Regions from separate parts of the Homo sapiens genome. Here region 2 is linked to region 1. Evidence: chromatin loops called from intact Hi-C (ENCODE). Cell type or tissue: heart right ventricle. All regions are shown on one strand. Links, peaks and the distances in the headings refer to the core of each region. The heading gives the core; the rest is flanking DNA. Region 1 overlaps ITGA9 (integrin subunit alpha 9). Region 2 overlaps ITGA9 (integrin subunit alpha 9).

The links. A loop is a pair of places that touch in the nucleus more often than their neighbours do. Peaks named below come from ENCODE experiments on the same cell type or tissue, not always from the same donor. Only the 100,000 strongest peaks of a DNase experiment are listed, where the experiment ranks them.
Region 2: a loop joins it to region 1, with 5 times the contacts of the local background. A loop is called at or near these places in 6 of 110 quality-filtered maps.

Annotation. Positions count from the first base shown.
Region 1 is chr3:37,710,909-37,716,284 of GRCh38, reverse strand. All of the region lies in intron 18 of ITGA9 (integrin subunit alpha 9), which reads right to left. Among named protein-coding and RNA genes, the nearest start is that of ITGA9-AS1, 150 kb to the left of the region's middle. In heart right ventricle, for the core only: no CTCF peak of the experiment used is centred there; no DNase peak of the experiment used is centred there; H3K27ac peaks cover 2,493 bases.
Region 2 is chr3:37,759,899-37,765,274 of GRCh38, reverse strand. All of the region lies in intron 23 of ITGA9 (integrin subunit alpha 9), which reads right to left. The region is part of intron 3 of ITGA9-AS1 (ITGA9 antisense RNA 1); the gene reads left to right. Among named protein-coding and RNA genes, the nearest start is that of ITGA9-AS1, 99 kb to the left of the region's middle. RefSeq lists an enhancer at 1-767. In heart right ventricle, for the core only: a CTCF peak has its summit at 2,269; no DNase peak of the experiment used is centred there; H3K27ac peaks cover 3,229 bases.

The sequences.
Region 1 (5,376 bases), core at 219-5,218:
ATCATGGAGCTCCATCCAGGGGTCTCTACCATGCACAACCATGCACATTGACCCCCCAGATGCCACCACCTGTGTGTCTTTTGTGGGAGGATGGCCACGGGGCTCCTGGCACCTTCTTTGCATGAACATGGAGAGATGGAAGTGCTTGAGAATTCACATCCCCTTGGGGGAATCCTCAGCCATGCTCTTTTGTCCCTGATTGGGACAGTGAGATGTGACCTATACTTTAGACGGTGCCAAAGTCACCCACCTTCTTTCTGTCTCCTGGGGACTTTGCTTGATATCACATCCTTGTTTGGCCTCCTTCCCTTTGAAGCTCTACTTCCCATTCCCCTGAGAACACTTCCTAACAAATTATTTTTACATGATGTCTCATCTCAGGATTTTGTTTTAGGGAACTCAGCCTAAGATAGCAGGAAAGAGACTACCACACAAAAACATCTAGTCCCCCTCTTCTCCTTTCTGGTATAGAGATGCCAGTCAGAGGCAGTGTAAACATTTCAGACTCTGAGCAAGTGGTCTTCCAGGTCCTGGGAATCTCTCGTCCTATCTCATGCTTCAATGGGGCAGCCAGTTTCAAGCAAACCAGGATTTTTTAAACAAAGAAATCCACCCGCCAAACATTAAGGATGGCTTAGCAGACTTATGTGACTACATATTGATTTTAATCCACTTAAGTGCCCCTTAAACATGGACTCATTTAATTACCATTCCCATGTGTTTTCTCTTTGTCTGCTTTGGGAAGGATGCCTCTCACACTGTCCAAACCAGCCTCCAGGGAATGAGGGCAGAGGCCCTGAACAGCAGGTTGAAGCCACTCTCCTCTTTACAGATTCCTAGGGGATGGAACTGGGACCCTGAAAATGTCTCAAATTGTCATTGCACAATGATTATGTTTTTTTCAAACTGACTTGGCTCTACCACTTATCAAGTGGTGCCTTAAGTACCTCCCTGTAAAAATACAGATAGTAACTCCTAACCCACAGCGTTGCTGGAATGATATAATGAGTTACTCTGGTGGCTGCCACCATGGTAATGGTTATTGCTATTAGGCTCTAAGAGAAACTTTTCAAGAGTTTTCTTTGCTCTGTCACCTACAGTTGTAGATTCTCAAGCTGTCCAAAGCCACTCTCAGAATGAGACCCTTAACCTGGGTGGGCTGCCTCAACATTAACAGGATGGAGCTAACCTGTCCTGAGCTCTGAACACGTGGCATTTTGCTAAACATTTTGCTAGGATGAACAGATTGATGCTTCTCATCCTCAATCCAGTATTATGATTGTTCCATTTTGCAGATGAGGACACAGAGACCCAGAGAGGGTGAGGGAACTTTCCAAGGTCACACAACAGCTATATATGGTAGAGTGATCAGGTCCCATGCTGCCTCACAGATGCCCGTATTCAGTGGGGCCTTCAGAGTGCATTGTGCAGAGGAGGTTTTCCTTCCTTTGCTCTGGGATAACCTGCCCGTAGCACAGTGGCTCTCCAACTGTGGCACACATTCGAGTCATGGAGGCTTGCTAAAACACAGACTGCTGGGACTACCCCCAGAGTTTGACTCAATAGGTCTGGGGAGGAGCCCACGGTTGTTTTTCTGACCAGGCCCCAGCTGGTGTGGATGCTAGTGGTCAGGAGACCACGCTTTGAGTGGCACTGATGTAGATTCTAGAAACACTGGTGGCTTCCTTCCCTTGGGAGGGAAGCAGCTTCCTGGATGGGACCCACATGGAGGATGGTCTCATAGGAGAGGGGAAGAATCAGCCTGCTGAGCCCATGGACTCTGAGAGCCCCTTCTGAGCAGGGGATGCTGAGAAGTCTGCAGGGCCCGTTGCCCCTGACCTGTGGACTCCTCACCAGCCACCAGCTGTCACTGCGACATCCAGATGTTACCTCCCTCCAAGCTGCCTCCAGTTCCCCTTCTAAAATAAATGAGGCTAGAAAACTTAAGAATGGTGCTGTGGTGAGGAAGTGCTGAAAAGGAACCCAGAGGAGGAGGAAGGAATGGACATACATTTACAGAGTACCTTCATCATTTTGCCCTGTCTTATTTAACACTGACACCGTGAGGTAGGTCTTATACTTCCCACCTTACAGATGAGGATATCAAGCCTCTGAGAACTCAGGCTACTTGGCAATATCCATGTAACTATTAAGTGGCTGAAACTGGGATTCCAACCCAGTTCAGTTTGGCTCCATGGCTCCTGCATTTGTTCCACCCCTGTGACTGTCCTGATGGGGGACACCCTGCTAGGCACATCATCATGCAGCCACTGTCCCCTTGACACTGCACAGGCTGCAGAGGGAGGGCTGTGGCTCAATGCAGCATTTCTACCAGGGGAGGAAATGTTTTGCATGCAGCCTTTTAAACCGTGAGACAGACACTGGTCTGTGTAGGGTTTCCCAACCAGAAATAAAAAGATTGGAGGGAATCTCAGCCACCTGGAGGGTCATCCTCAGCTCAGAAACAGCCGTGTGGCTGTAAGCAGAGCAGCCCGGGCCTTTAGGGCTGGCCAGGAGACCCTTGCTGGCAGGCAGCATGCCCATTTGTGAGTCCCCACCAGCAGCTCCCTTGTGAAGAAAGCTCGACAGGCTTTTTACAAAAGGCAAAGCGAGTTTTCTTTGGCAGCAGGTTCAGATTTCCTGCCCTGTTCCATGATCTCACGAGGGAGTGCTGAAAGTACCTCCCGCACCCCCTCCCCAGCTCCAACCAGCTCAGTTCCACGCTCAGACTTTCTGCTTATTTGGGGAGATTGTTTGTTTCTTGTCTTTTTAATTTGAGACCCTCCTCCCTCCTCCCTCTGTGGCTCAATCCATGGCCCCAGTCTGCATCTGGAGACAGCATCAGTCCCTTCCACTGAACCTTTTAGCTGAGGGTTGGTGGAGGAGGGAGTGCCAACTTTGTGTGGCCTCAGCTGATGGATTTTTAACTGCTGAAAAATGACACATGGGAAAAGAATGCTGTGCTTAAATCTTACACTTAGGCAGCACTAAAAGGTGAAAGGAAAGGTCACATGAACTTCTAGACAACAAAAGCTCCCACTTTTGTTGTCCAGACAGCTGAGTTCTTCAAAGGGCTTCTGACAGGAGAGACAGAAATTCTGTCTCCCATCAGCGAGCCATCATCCCACGCCACTGTCTTCAGTTGGTGGGGTTTTAATCCAGTCACTTCCAGAGCTGCTGGTCTGTCCTAGAGCTTTAAGTGGAAGATGGCCACAGAGCACTCAGGACCAAGGACTGGAAAGGTGAGACCCTCGTCCTTCATCAACACTAGTGGGGCAGGAGGATGACGGTCTGCACCTGCTATTATCTGTGAGACTCTGGCCAAGCTACTTGCCTGCTCTGAGTGCCAACACTTCATTGGTAAATGAGGATAACAATACCATGGCAGACATGTTTCTTGCCACCCACATCCATCTACCCTTCCCTCTGGGGAGCCATCCCCTCCCCACTCCACCTCACTCCCAACCCGTTAGGAGGTGGGCATGCGACCCAGGCTTAACTCAATTGGACCAATCAGACTCTATGACATTTTTGCAAGAACTTTTAGGAAATGAGATTATTTATTTACTGTAGCCTGGCAACCATTTTGCCACCCTGAAGGGACAGAGAGCCTGTTTGAGAACGAAGCCAAAAGGAGGAAGAGAAGCTGACAGATGGAGAGAGAGAAAGAGACACTATGACAACTTCCAGAGGTCCAACCAGAAGCTGTGGTCGAAGCCAACCCCAGGTACTTTCAGTTTGCAAAACCCTACATTCTCTTTTACCTACACCAATTTAGGTTTTCTATTGCTGTCACTAGAAGAGTTAAAACAAGTACAGATACCTCACAGTGTTCAGAGAAGCAAATTTAATCAAGGCCCTAGAAAAAAGGACAGCCCACAGAGTAGGCCTCTGAGCTGTAGTTCTGAGGCCTGGTTCCCTAAGTGGGAAGGACAACCAGCCACCATGGCTCCAGACACCAAAGGGTGGGTGGGGATGCTCACCAGAGGGTTTCAGGAGGACACATGGAAATGTCCACACTGAGGTGGGACCCTCTGTGGTCACCTGGAAACCCTTGAGGAGTGTCCCACATCTGGGGGAGGCTCAGAGCCTGCTCCACAGGGCTCACATGAGTTCCCTGGGATGACACTCGTGGCTGTGCCCAATACAGCTCCTGCCGCATAGGAGGTATGTTCCTCCCCTCCCTGGCACATTCTAAGCTGAATATTTGTGAAAATAAATCCAGAAAAGTAAATACAACACTGAACTTGTCCGTGAGGAGTGTCCCACATCTGGGGGAGCCTCAGAACTGACCTAACTTCCTCAGGCCCCAACTGTACAGGTGACTTGGGCTCATCTGTATTTGCAGGGCTGCTCAGGCTTACTGGACATCAAACCCCGTCCGTGCCCACCAGCATTCAGAAGTGCAGCTGCTGGACTCTGGAGGGCCAAGATTCTGTTTTTAATGGGTGCCAGGTACTGCTGCAGGCACTTTACACATGGTACTTAACTTATAAGTGTAGAACATTGACCCTAAGTACAGTGGTTTTAAAATATGTTCACAAATTATTTGACACTCCTCCCTTTGAAAGGTGAAGCCTAGGCAAGGTGCACTGGCTCACACCTATAATCCTAGCACTGTGAGAGGCTCAGGTGGGAGGGTCACTTGAGGCCAGGAGTTTGAGGCCAGCCTGGGCAACACAGCAAGACACCATCTCTACGAAAAATTAAAAAATGAGCAGGACGTGGTGGCACGTGACTATAGTCCCAGCTACTCCAGAGGCTGAGGTGGAAGGATTACTTGAGCCCAAGAGTTCAAGGTTACAGTGAGCTATGATTCTCCTCCCCTTGAATGTAGGCCAGACTTAGTGGCTCGATTTTGAAAAACAGAATGTGGCAGAAGTGATGCTATGTGACTTCTGAGAGGTCATGGAAAGGCGAGCTTCTGCCCAGTTCTTGCTCTCCTGGATGGTTTCATTGGGGAAAGTCAGTCACTACATGGTGGAACACTTGAGCTACCTGTTGGAGGGACCCATATGGAGAAGAACTGAAGAACTGAGGCCCCCCTGCCAACAGCAGGTACAAACCCTCATCCTCCTGCCCTGCTTGTGTTAATGAAGGACGAGGGTTCCACCACTCCAGTCCTTGGTCCTGAGTGCTCTGTGGCCTGTGGCCAACAGCCAGCCAAGCGAGGGGCCACAAGGGAAGCAGATCCTCCAGTGGAGCCTTCAGACAACTGCATCCCCAGCCAACATCCTGACTGCAGTCTCATAAGAGACCTCGAGCCAGAACCACTCTGGAATCCCCAACCCACTATGAGGGCTAATCAATGTTGTTTTAAGCTACTAGGTTTTGACATGTGATTTGTGACACAGCAACAGATAACTAATACAGTGG
Region 2 (5,376 bases), core at 180-5,179, 49 kb before region 1:
ATTAAGGCAACCTCTGCCATGGGTTAAAGGAATTTGTTCAAAATATTCCTACTGGGCGATCTCAAGTAGAGATGGGGGGATGTCCTGGAGCCAATCCCCAGGAGATACAAGGGGTGACTGTGTGTCTGAGGATGCCACTAACAGAGTGGAAGCAGCCATTTCTTTCATTTGTCTCACCACTCACTATGGTCTCGGCACCAAATGCTGCAAATACACAGAAAATAAGGACCTTGCCCTTTACTCTCATGGTGTTTTTAATCTGGTGGAAGAAGACTGATGATAAGAGAGTAATTTCACATAGTGACAAGTGCTATGAAGAAAACAACATACAAATGAGATAGAGAGTAATGGGGGTTTGCAACTTTAGGTAAAGTGTTCAGGGAAGACTTATTGAGAAAGTGAACTCTGGGCTCAGATCTGCATAATAAGAAGGAGCCAGCTATGCAAAGATTGGAGGGAACAGTGTTCTCAGCAAAGGCAGGTGCAAAGGCCCTGAGGCAGGGCCATCTGTGAAGGCATCTGGGAAGCCTTGACAGAGAGGACATATGAACTGGGTCTTGAAGAATGAGTAGCTTTCCACAGCCAGAGGGGAGGAGAAGTCACTAGCAAGGGCAGGGGGCCCAGGGAAGTACAAAGTGAGAGCCTTCAGCAGCATTCATGGTCCAGGGAGGCTGGAAGACAAGGTCAGGGATGAGGGGCTATTGGAGAAAATGGCCTGGAAAGTTGGGTGGGAGGGAACGCCGGGTTTTGGACCTATGGCTTTGGCCATTAAGATTTCCTTGATTTTTTTTTTTTTTTTTTTTTTTTTACTGAGAATCTCGGAGTGTTTCTGAGCATTATACGGATAAATTATTAGGACTAGAAGTTGGTGTAGAGAAATTATTAGGACTAAAGTTCTCAGATAGTAAACCAGGTCCTTACTTCCTGAGTGATAATGATTCATGATGAGGAGGGGTTGGATGAAGAGGCACAGGATTTGCTGCTCAGTTTTGAATTTTTATTTGGAGAATATGGAGAGAGCAAAGAGGACACCCTAGGATGGGAAAGAAAATTAAAGGAATTGTAATCTTTTTTGGAAGAGAAGGGGGAAGTCAAGGTAATAGCTCAACTTCTCTACATGAGGGAACTAGGCAATTATTTTTCATTTTAGCTAAGAAAGGGTCATGGGGCATGGAGAATTGTGGATAGTCATAACAAGGGATTTGAGGGATACCAGAATGGCTTAACAAAGAGAACTTGCTGGAAAAGCAGTTCTGTGTACTGGGGAGACATCTCGATTGTATTCTGTCCAAAGGTAGAGGGTTGGATCATATAATCCCCCAAATCCACCTCTTCCTACATGAGAGGGGTTTCTAATCCTTGTTAGAAGGAACCTCTCACCCAGAGAGCTGGCTTGGTACAGTCAACCATTGAATTTCCACAAAAAAAATTGAGGGTGAAGGCGAGGAAAAAAAGAAGCATGTGTTCATGATGGGGAAGAGCAGCATAGATAAAAATGTGCATTGTTCATTTTTGTTTTGGGTTATTTGCTGGGCTGTTTAAAGTGCCAGGTCTGGCTCTTATACAAGTCTCAGCTCCAATAAGCTGGCTGCAGGGGAGACTTCTTGTTGCAATTATCCTCTAAGCATAGCTAAGTCATAAAATCCAGGACTTTTCTGATGTGAAATGTGCAGGCTTTAAAAATCAGTGTCACTGTCAACTGCTGCTGCCAGCAAAATAAGTGATTCACATTGTGGCAGAAAACTCCCCCAGAGTGAAAGCTAATGAGAACACACACGGAGACTTCTGGATGTCCAGTCGGAACCCCACACAACGGCAGCATGGGGGCTGGCATTTCAAAGGTCAGAAATCAAACAGGGCTGAAATCAAGGGGGAGAGAATTCTCAGAAAAGACATAGACTTGGCAAGGACTCCATGGGCAAAGAAATTCTCATTGCAAACTCCCGTAAGATAGCTTTGGTCCCTGCAACTTCTGAATAAAGGTCTCCGTGAAACTGTCCCTGACCACTCCGTTTAAAATTACAGCCTTTCCCAATCCCTATCCTCTTGCTTTTTAAATTTTTCTCCAGAGCATTTACCATCATGTAATAAACTATATGCTTTACTTATTACTCTTTCCCCACCAGAATGTAAGCTACATGATGGCTGGAAATTACTTTTTGTCTGTTTTCCTCTCTGCACTAGGTGCTTAGCATATGCTGGGCGCAAAGTATTTGTTGAAAGAATGAACATGTGTATAAAAATATCCCCACAACAGCCTCTTGTGGTGAGGACTGTCATCACCATTTTACAGATAAGAAAATGGGAGAGCAGAGATTTAAGTCTCATGCTTTAGACCAGGGCTTCTTAAATATGAACAGACAAAGGAATCCCTGGGGATCTTGCTGAAGTGAAGGCTCTGACTCAGCAGGCCTGGGTGGGGCCTTAGTTCTGCATGACCATGCCTCAACTTCCAGGTAGTGCTAGAGCTGCTGGACAGCTACGCACCCAGACAAAAGGATGGCGCAAGACCCTGCAAGTGGCTAAAGGAAATCAAAATGTTTTATCCCAAAATAGATTTCTTTGACATCGTTTGAAATGGCTGCTGCTGGGCCAGCAGACAGAAGTGGCCTTGCAAAACTGTCTCTTGTGGGGAAATTTTGCACCTGTAGAGAATCTCCTTGAATGCAGCCAGCCCTTCTCTTTCCAGGCCTTTCCCAGATCTAGGACAGATTGAGTCTGACACCTTTACAAGTCTGAAAAGAAATTCACCATCTATTCTCTCTAGGAGTTATGACCTGGAAGGCTTCATCTACATAACAATGCCACCTTTGCTAGCCAAGCCTCCTTCTTTCTCTCCCCCATGACATGTCTTGCCATTAAAACCTGGTTGTGGTCATGCTCTGAGCCTGCATTCTTTCTATAACCTCAAGATGGTATATAAGCTTCTGTACCTTACCAGGGGATTGGGTCTTCATTCTGAAGCCTCCCCTGTATACAAGTTAAATAAATCTGTGTGCCTTTTCTCCTATTAATCTGCCTTTTCTGAGTTGATTTTTCAGTGAAAAAGACCAAGGGTTCCCCTTGACCCCACACTGTACAGTTGTGGCAGGATGAACCCCCAAATTGGGGTTTGGCCTGGGAGGGCCGGTGGGTTTTGGCTTCCTAAAGGAAAGAATTCAAGAGGAAGCCCAGAGAGTAAAGTGAAAGCAAGTTTATTAAGAAAGTAAAGAAATAAAAGGTGGTTACCCCATAGGTAACACAGCCCCAAGGGCTGCTGCTTGCCTATTTTAATGGTTATTTCTTGATTAAATGCTAAAAAAGGAGTGGATTATTCATGAGTTTTACAGGAGAGGGGCTGCGAATTCTCAGAACCCAGGGTTCCTTCTGTTTTTAGAGCATACAGAGTAACTTCTAGGAGTTGCCATGGCATCTGTAAATTGTCATGGTGCTGGTGAATTATCATTAGTGTCACCATCTTGATTCTGGCTGTCTTCAGCTGGCTTCTTTACCACATCCTGCTTTATCAGCGGGGTCTCTGTGACCTGCGTCTTGAGAAACAAGTCCTGCTGAACTCCTATTTCACAGTGAACCCCACTGTTAAGAGTGAACGTCAACTTAGCCACTTACCAATTTACCTTGGCCTTCCCTCTAACTCTTCCTTGCCTCAATTTCCTTAAGAAATTATTATGAAGATTAGATTAATTTGTTCTTGTAAAGTACTTGATACAGTATCTCTGCACTATACCTATCTGTAATAAGTTAGTAAGATTTCATACTTTTTGGTCTGAATCTAACAACTTTCTCTCAGAATCCTAAGGGAGCATTATTAAAGTTATATTCTGCTTCACCAAAATAGAAGTCAACATTTATGCTGAGAACCCTGATAATATACACCTACTATCAGAAAATTAGAAGTTTCTCCTGGATATATTATGTGAAAATTTTGAGACAGGTTCCTAAAAGTGGAATTGTTGATATTCATATTTTAAATTTTGGTAGTTATTGTCAAATTGCCTTTCATACCAGCAGTATTTGAAAGTGCTCATTTCTCTTCATCTTAACCAACAATGGATCTTAACAATTTTTTAGATTTTTGCCAGTTTAATGAGGAGAAAAACCTCATTTTAAGTTTGCATTGCTCTGATTACCAGTGAGGCTAGGCATCTTTCTATATGTTTATTTGCTATTAAAATTTCTTTTTGAACTCCTGGCCTCAAGTGATCCTCCTGCTTCAGCCTCCCAAAGTGCTGGGATGACAGGCATGAGCCACCACACCCAGCCCCTAAAATTTCTTCTTTTGTGAATTTCCTGTTCATATAACTTCAACCATTTTTATAATTTTTGGTCTTTTCTGCATTATTTTGTAGAAGTAATTTATATATTATCTATTTGTTACCCATGTTGCAAATATGTTCTCCCAAATATCTTTTCCCTTATGATGTATTTTGATCACATAAAAGTTTAACATTTTTATAGGTTTAAATTTGTTAATTTTTTCTTTATGGTTTCAGGATTTTATGGCTTGCTTAGGAAGAAGAGCTTCCCATCTAAAGATTATGAAAATATTCAGTTCTGCAAATATTTTTTTTAACATCTAACTTTAATTCACCTGTTTTTTGTTTGTTTGTTTTTTTCTGTGAGGTACAGGCTTTCTCTAATGTCTTCCCAAATGGATAGCCAATTGTCTTCATATCATTTATTGAAGAGTTTATACACTGCCACTGTTTTGGAACGATATTTCATCAAATTTTTTTTTCTGCCCTCTTTTCTCTATCGTCTTTCTCTGCAACTCCAATTGTGTATATCTTGATAAACTTTGTGGTGTCCCACAAAGCACACCAAAGGCCTCTGGGGCTTCAACCATTTTGCTTGTGTTTTATTCTTTTTTCCTTCTGTTCTTCAGATTGGAAAATCTGTACTGTAATCCAGCTTCAAGTTCACTGATTCTGTGTCAGCTCAAATATGCTATTGAGCCCCTCTAATGAATTGTTCATTTCAGGTGTTTTGCTTTTTTTTTTTTTAATTAAATTGAGACAGAGTCTCACTCTTTTGCCCAGGCTGAAGTGCAGTGGTGTGATCTCGGCTCACCGCAACCTCCGCCTCCTGGGTTCAAGCAATTCTCCTGCCTCAGCCTCCTGAGTAGCTGAGATTACAGACGACTCTCCTGCCTCGGCCTCCTGAGTAGCTGGGATTACAGGCATCTGCCACCACTCCCAGCTAATTTTTTGTATTTTTGGTAGAGATGGGGTTTCACCATGTTGGCCAGGCTGGTCTTGAACTCCTAACCTCACACCCGCCTCAGCCTCCCAAAGTGCTGGGATTACAGGCATGAGCCACCGTGCCCAGTCAGGTGTTTAACTTTCTTTTATTTATTTGTTGTTTTTTTTTTGAGAT